2 separate regions of the Homo sapiens genome follow, and region 1 is linked to region 2. A link is a loop called in an ENCODE intact Hi-C map of the cell type or tissue named here. Cell type or tissue: PC-9. All regions are shown on one strand.

Region 1 (4,000 bases), 390 kb before region 2:
CTTTGAGGCAGGGTCTGACTCTGTTGTCCAGGTGGTGTGCAGTGGCTCGATTACTGCTCCCTGTAGCATCAACCTTCCAGGCTCAAGCCATCCTCCCCCGTCAGTCTCCTGAGTATCTGGGACTACAGGTGTGTGCCACCATGCCCCACTAATTTTTGTAATTTTTTTTTTTTTTTTTTTTTTTGAGACAGAGTCTCGCTCTGTAGCCCAGGCTGGAGTGCAATGGTGTGATCTCAGCTCACTGCAAGCTCTGCCTCCAGGGTTCACGCCATTCTCCTGCCTCAGCCTCCCGAGTAGCTGGGACTACAGGTGCCCGCCACCACGCCCGGCTAATTTTTTGTATGTTTAGTAGAGATGGGGTTTCACCATGTTAGCCAAAATGGTCTCCATCTCCTGACCTCGTGATCCACCCACCTCGGCCTCCCAAAGCACTGGGATTACAGGCGTGAACCACTGCACCCGGCCATAACTTTTTTTTTTTTTTTTAAATAGAGACAGGATTTCGTTTGGCCAGATTGCTTTCAAATTCCTGGGCTCAAGCAATTCACACACCTCAGGCTCCCAAATTGCTGGAATTACAGGCATCAACCACCATGCTGGCCATTTGCTACAATCATTTGCACTTGAGTATTGCTCCTGGGCAGCCCTTGAGGAAGGTCTCTACACTTAGAACCAGACACATCTATGTTTGTGTTCCCATTCTGTAACTGAGAACCCCAGTATCTGCATCTATTGAATGGGGTTAATGCTACAGCTTTAAGAATTGCTATATAGCAACTCAAAGCTGTAGTATTAACCCCATTCTATATATATATATTCTTTGTAAGTGCTGGAGGGCTACTCAAGTTTGCTATTTTTATGATTATGAAGAATGTGATCTATTCCTGACATGAGTTATTTATTTAAGTAAACAAGCATTAACTAAGCATTTCCTCTATGCCAGGGAGATAAAGAGATAATGATAAACTGATATGGTAAGTGGTGACTGTCATGACTGGGATAGGTAGAGGATGCTTTTGGATTACAGAGGAGAAATGATTCCCAGTGGCATTGGTGCCTCAGGTGAAAGAATTGAAGGTCTGTGTTTGGATGAAGGACCTTCCAGGCAGAGGTAATAGTTAAAGCAAGACATAGAGATGAGTAATAAATACATGTGGAGGAAAGTACCCAGTCCCAGTGGGAATGTCAGACACGCAGCCCTGTGATCAACTAACCACTGCCTACATTATGTGATATTGTATACAGCCTTGGAAAAGAAGAAGCCAAGGATACTTTATCATGTATGTTGCCTCCTGTTCATTATGTGATAGAGCATGGCCCCCTCCTGCTAACCCCATGAGGATTACAAGAGCTTAGAGAAGTCAGCTGACCAGCATTACATAGATAGTAGAGGTCAAGGCTAGGATTGCAACTACGACCTAGACCAGATGGTCCTGTCCATCACGTTTTCTGCCTTAACACATGTCTCCTCATCTACCCTGAATTGAAGAGAGAAAGGGATGAGAATGCTTTTTCCTGCCATAAGTCTTCCTTTTGTAGTAGACTAGTGAAGGACACTCAGTCTGAGCTGGGTTTTTGCTCCAAATGTCTAAGTTAAGTTGACTGTGGCTGCTGTAGAAGTGGGGTCCCATGAAACCTGGCTTGCTGATTGTAATTAATCACAAGGCAGAAAAGGAGCCCAAGCTGTTAGAACACCCAAGAGGCTGTGGATTAGGAGTTCCAACAATTCACATTTGCAACTCAGTGTCTCCGAAAGAGACTGGAGCTTTGGAAACTCCAGAGCTCAGCAAAGATTCTGAGGCTTGGGAGCCTTGTCCTTTTGGATACCTTACCCCAAAGAGCTCTCCAAGCCCCTGACATTTGGGGGATTGTCAGAGCTCTGGGCCGCCAGAGAAAGGCCCTGTCTCAGAAGCCAAAGTCATCAACAGAAAAGGAATTGAATGAGCAGGTTTTGCAGAGGCTGGAAGAGAAACTGTTTCAAAAATCTGTTGTGACTTTTGCAGACACTGCCTTTCCCTCTGGCCCCATAATTGAATGAGGCTGGTGATGCTTATTCACCTCTTAGTCTATGGCTGAGTCACCTCCTTCTCATCAGAATGTTATGAGTATGCAGAAGAAAGTAAGCAACCTCACAAAATGTTAGAGTGATAGTGGTGTTGGGGGTTATGGTTATTACCCCCAGGCAAATTCCAGAAGAGTCTCGCACCTAGCTACTGAGACAAAAAACAATAGTACATATGAATCTGACCTAGATGACTTAGGCTTTCTTTTGGTGGGAGAGTGAGGGGAATCTATCTGTACAGAAAATAAGACAGCAATGTCTCAGTCATTAGGCTCCCTTTTTTAAGCAAATAAAATATCTATGAAAGTACCTAGCAAATTCTTGGCAAGTACCAGTTGCTCCATATCTTCATATTTGTTTTTGTTTTCATTTTTGTAATCTCTTCTACTCTCTATCCAGTTTCTTTCCTCTGATTATATTTGCAAACCCTAAGTTCTAAAGAGCTACTCTGAGCCAAGGGTCATGTACAAGAATAGTGCTATTGGTACAGATGCAATGAATCTAATCAAATTATTGTTGTAAAGACGTTTCCCATTTCCTTAAGAATAAAACTGAGGCTGAAGGGTGAAATAATATTGCCTAAAGCTACTCGGTAAGAAAGCTGTAGAACTGGAATCCAGATCTGTGAATTTGGCCGTTTGTTGCTCTGTCAGCTGTTCTAACAACTCTGCAGATACCCAAGGTTACAAAGCCAGTAAAATGAATTGCATTTACTCTGGATTCAGAAGTAGTTAGTATCTCAATAAGCTTTTGAGGAGCCTGGAAATTTGACTGCATTTTCAAGGAAACCAATAATATGTTTTCATTTCACCAATTTCTGCAGCACCAATGCTGAATGGCCATTCATTTCCATTACATTCATATTCTCCTCCTTCAAGGAAGGAAGGAAGGAAGGGAGGAAGGAAGGAAGGGAGGGAGGAAGGAAGGAAGGAAGGAAGGAAGGAAGGAAGGAAGGAAGGAAGGAAGGAAGGAAAGAAGAAAGGGAGAGAGGGGGCAGCAGGATGACTCCATGCATGTGTTCAGGCCATGGTGGGGTAGAAGGACTGGCTTAAATTTATCGGTTGCTGGCTCAAGCTCCTAGTACCTGCCTATGAAGCGTGTTGCTGTAAAATTGTAAACAGGAGTAAAATTAGATCTCTACATAAGACCTCTCATCAAGGATGGATAGCAGTGCTGTGCATTTGATCCTACTGAGAGGCCCATTAGGCTCTGAAGAAGAAATTACTCCCTGTCTTAGTGTTAGTTGAAATACATCTAAAGATTAGTTGAAATACATCTAAAGATTGGTTGTGCAGATCCTGCAGAAGTAAATACTGGGCATTTGGAGGCTATAACACATATCAAGAAAGAACATTGAGGTTATAAGGAAAATCTTACTACTAATTTAGCCCAATCTCTTCCTTTTACAAAGGAGAAAATAAAAGGACAGAGCAGGAAAGTGACATGCTCCAAGGTTATACAGTGAGTTATCAACAAAACAAGGGTGGATATCCCAGTTTCTATAGTTAAATTTTATGGGCTATGTGAGCCTTTAGGGGCACCAAGTATCAGTGTGGTTCATTATAGAAGCTCTGTGGACTGGACAGGAGCTGGCCCTTTCTTTTCCATTTATTTTCCATGTTGACATATAATCTAGAAGGACTTTTGTGGTCAACGCTCATTTCTGTGGATAATATTCATTTTCAGTGCCCTCTCTGCCTCTCTTACAGGGTCTGTCCCTTCACCCTGTCCTTCCATAACAATGATTGTAGCTTCCTCTTTTATTTCGTTGGATTTTTTTTTTTTCCACAGAGCTGCACTGGTTGGGTCACTGAAAAGTCTCATTCATTCAAAACCGGAAGCCTAGCCAGGCACAGTGGCTCACACCCATAATCCCAGCACTTTGGGAGGCCAAGGCAAGAGGATCGGTTGAGCTCAGGAGTTCAAGACCAGCCTGGG
Region 2 (4,000 bases):
GCTGTAACAGAGAAACCAGCCATGTGGACTGGGGTTCAGAGATTATGAGACAGAATCAATGACAGAGTCTGTGTGTAAGGGCCATCTAAGAGATAACACTGGGTGTAGGATTTGGAAAAAAAAGTGGAAATTAAGAATGTAGAATGAAGAGAGGGACATCCCAGGGAAAAAGAATAGTATATGCAAAAGCATAAAGGATAGAGAACATGTTCAATGAACAAGGGATGGGCAAGGTTTGCTGAAACAAAGAATAGGTAAAGGAGAAACATAGATGGGGCATCATATAGAGACTGTGGCTTAGAAATAGATCACAGAAACTTTGAGTGCCAAACTTAAATATCAGCAGGGAAAGAGGAATCATGGATGGTTCTGGAGCAAAGAAGTGGAAAAAACAAGGAATTAAGCCACCAGCTTTAGTTTAGTATGTGAGGGAGAAACCAATCATGGAGTTGCTGTAATGAGGGCTCATCTAGATTTTTGGTTGAAGCAGCGGGAAAGCCATGAGAAGGGTACACAGGAAATATGGAGGAAGGCAAACCCCCATGGCTTAGAAACACATTGTATGGGGCAAGGAATTCTATCAGTTCACATTCTCTGTAGGTTTTCCTTATAATTGTTTATGTTCAAATATTAATCAGCATGACTGCTCCATTTTCTCTGTCTTATTTCCTTAGGTAGGTAATTTAGAATATTTTGAAAACTCCCACATTTTTCAAAAATGCACATCAAATGCATGCTGCAGCTCAAGTAGGAGCTTCTTAAATGCAAACTTCCAGCTAGGATAATTCGAACGTGGTGGGGGTTTGAACACTTTGCAGAAAGGTCTGGAGTAGCACAAATGTCAAGGCAGCTAAAAAATGTTTTCTTGTGTTAAATTACCTTTGATTTGTGTTACACAGAAGAAAATGAATGAGGTGCTCTTGAGACGTTTTAATTCAAAAGCAGCAGTGTAGCACAATAGTCAGGAGCAAAGAATCTGACAAAACACAATCTGAGTTCAAATCCCAGCTCTTATATTTAGTGGCTGTGTGACTTTGGGCAAGTTTATTAACCTTTCTGTGCCTCAATTAGCTGAGGAGTAAGAATGACCTCTAAAGCCTTGTGCACACTCAGGTAGGTCCACATGAACATGACTAGCCGTAATTTGGGTAGTCTATATACCTAAACACACATAATTATTACTGACACCACGAAAGCAATATGGTGGGTAGGACACACTTACATTCATGGTGGTGTGAACAGCATTGGTGTAAGCACCTCACCTGCAGTGAACCAGGCCCCAGGCTTGGCCTACCTTGCTATGCAGGAGGACTAAGCAGGACACGCAGCTAGTAAGTGCACAGCTGAGAGTTGAAGCCCAATTAAGCTGTAGCCTCTACACTAAGATACACTTTGAAAGTCACCAGGTACAACTTCCTCATTTCACAGAGGCAAATGGAATTCAAGGATATTAAATGATTTGCTCATAACCCCAGATCTAATCAAGGCAGACCTAAAACTAGTACTAGGTGTGTCTGACTTATGAATAAGGACCTTTTTTATCTTCCTCCCCATATTCTCTCTAAAACAAACTCACACCTGAACCTCTTCTTCATAGTCCTTTTCCCATTCACTGAAAGCCATGGCATCATTAAAGAATCTACTTTGTTCTCTGCATACCTAGACGTTGTCCTCAACACGGTCTGCAGAGTCTCATCCTTGATTCAGTGTGAACTTTATGTCCCATCAGTGACAAAATCAAGACCAAGGAAGTGCCCTAGCTGCCCCTTAAGCTCTCACCGGATGTGATTCACCAACAATAACATACTTTCTCCCAGCCGAATGCCACCTCTCACTTTCCACCTGTGGCCTGATTTTCTTGGGTCGGGTTTCCTGGTTAGACAAACTTGTGGTATGCAATGTGTGGGATGAATGGAGAAGGGTTAAAATAGCCCAGCCACAAAAGGTTACTTCTAAGCTTAGTCTCCTGAAGTTCCAACCTCCCCATCATTTTTGCTTTTGTATTGAAAAACATGCTCTGTCCAGAAAAATCCCCAGAGAGTAGGTTGCCAGGTTGTGGGAGTAATTACCTTTCCAGAATTAACATGAAGCCAGAAAACACCTTGTTGGGGGCCTGGCATATGATATATTCATCTTAAATTAGAAGCACAGCATCCCAAACTTGGCAAGTGATAGCCATCTTCAACCTGCTCTGGCCAGCCCACACAGAAAGTTTTGTACTTCATTTCAGGCTTTGCATTTATTTGTCAAAATGAAAATATGTTTATTGATTGCTTCTTAACACAAGAAGCAATTTATACTTATTTTAAGGCATTTAAGTTGTAACAAAGTGTGTAAGGTATAAACTGAAAGTCTATCACCCATAATTTCAACCCAGAAATAACCACAATTAATGGATTGATCTTAGACTTTTTTTTCTGGGTGTATATTAGCATTTTTTTCTTCAGGAAAATAGGCTTATACTCATATATATATAATGTCTTTGTCCTATTTTTGGCTTTAAAGTAGTTTGTACATTTTTTTCTTCTATGTCAGAGTGGAGTTTTTAAGGTAGTAAAATATACGTAACATAAAATTTTTATTGTAACAATTTTTAAGTGTGCAATTTACAAACAGTAAGTACATTTGTACAACCACCACCACCATCCATCTTCAGAACTTGATTCATCTTCCCCAGTTGAAACTCTGTACCCATTAAGTATAACTCCCCATTCTCCCTACTCCCAGTCCCTAGCAAATAGCATTGTTCTTTCTGTCTCTATGAATTTCACTACTCCTAGGTACCTCATGTAAATGAAATACTGCAATATTTGTTCTTTCGAGTATGGCTTATTTCACTTAGCATAATGTCTTCAAGGTTCATCCATGTGGCAGTATGCGTCAAAAGTTCTTTCCTTTTTATGGATGAGTAATATTCCATTGCATTTACATACCACATTTTGCTTATTCATTGATCCACTGATGGACATTTGGTTTGCTTTCACATTCTGGCTCTTTTGAATAATGCTGCTGTGGACATGGGTGTACAGACATCTGCTTCAGTGTCTGCTTTAGCTATTTTGGATATATACCCAGGAGTAGAATTGATGGATCAAGAGGTGATTCTATTTTCAAATTTTTGAGAAACTGCCATATTGCTTTTCACAGCAGCTTTATTATTTCACATTCTCACCAACAATGTGTGAGAGTTCCAATATATCATCTTCCTCACCAACACTTGTTTTCTGCTTTTTTTAAAAAATAGTAACCTTCAGAATAGACATGAAGTGGTGTTTTATCGTGATTTTTTTTCTTGCATTTCCCTAGGAATTAGAGATGTTGAGGGCTTTTCCATGTGCTTATTGGCCATTTGTATACCTTCTTTGGAGAAATGTCTATTCAAGTGTTTTGCCCATTTTTTTGGAAAGTTTTTTTTAAATTATACTTTGTTTTACATTCTAGGACACATATGCAGGATGTGTAGGTTTCTTACATAGGTAAACGTGTGGCATGATGGTTTGCTGCACCTATCAACTCATCACTTAGGTATTAAGCCCCACATGCATTAGCTATTTATTCTGATGCTCTCCCTTCCCTCACCTCTCCACCCCAGCGACAGGCCCCAGTGTTGTTCCCCTCCTTGTGTCCATGTGTTCTCTTTGTTCAGTTCCCACTTTTGAGTGAGAACATGTGGTATTTAGTTTCCCATTCCTACATTAGTTTGCTGAGGATAATGGCTTCCAGCTCCATTCATGTCCCTGCAAAGTACATGATCTTGTTACTTTTTATGGCTGCATAGTGTTGCATGGTGTATATGTAACACACTTTTTTGTCCAGTCTATCATTGACGTTTTGCCCGTTTTTTTTAAACCAGCTTACCAGCTTCTTTTTTTGTTGTTGTTGAATTGTAGGGGTTCTTTATATATTCTAGACACTAATCCCTTATCAGGTGTGTGATTTGCAAATATTTTCTCTCTTTCTATGATTGCTTTTAACTGTTGATACTGTCTTTTGATGCATG

The links. Hi-C counts contacts between places; a loop is a spot of excess contacts. Peaks named below come from ENCODE experiments on the same cell type or tissue, not always from the same donor. Only the 100,000 strongest peaks of a DNase experiment are listed, where the experiment ranks them.
Region 1: it touches region 2 in a loop (4-fold over the local background); 1 of 110 quality-filtered maps calls a loop at or near these places.

Annotation. Positions count from the first base shown.
Region 1 is chr9:115,613,922-115,617,921 of GRCh38, forward strand. The region is part of intron 2 of LOC105376235 (a long non-coding RNA gene); the gene reads left to right. Among named protein-coding and RNA genes, the nearest start is that of LINC00474, 310 kb to the right of the region's middle. In PC-9, no CTCF peak of the experiment used is centred here; DNase peaks (open chromatin) are centred at 951, 2,150 and 2,660; H3K4me3 peaks cover 1,383 bases; H3K27ac peaks cover 3,729 bases.
Region 2 is chr9:116,006,677-116,010,676 of GRCh38, forward strand. The region is part of intron 2 of LOC105376236 (a long non-coding RNA gene); the gene reads left to right. Among named protein-coding and RNA genes, the nearest start is that of LINC00474, 83 kb to the left of the region's middle. In PC-9, no CTCF peak of the experiment used is centred here; DNase peaks (open chromatin) are centred at 1,445 and 1,805; H3K4me3 peaks cover 1,192 bases; H3K27ac peaks cover 2,710 bases.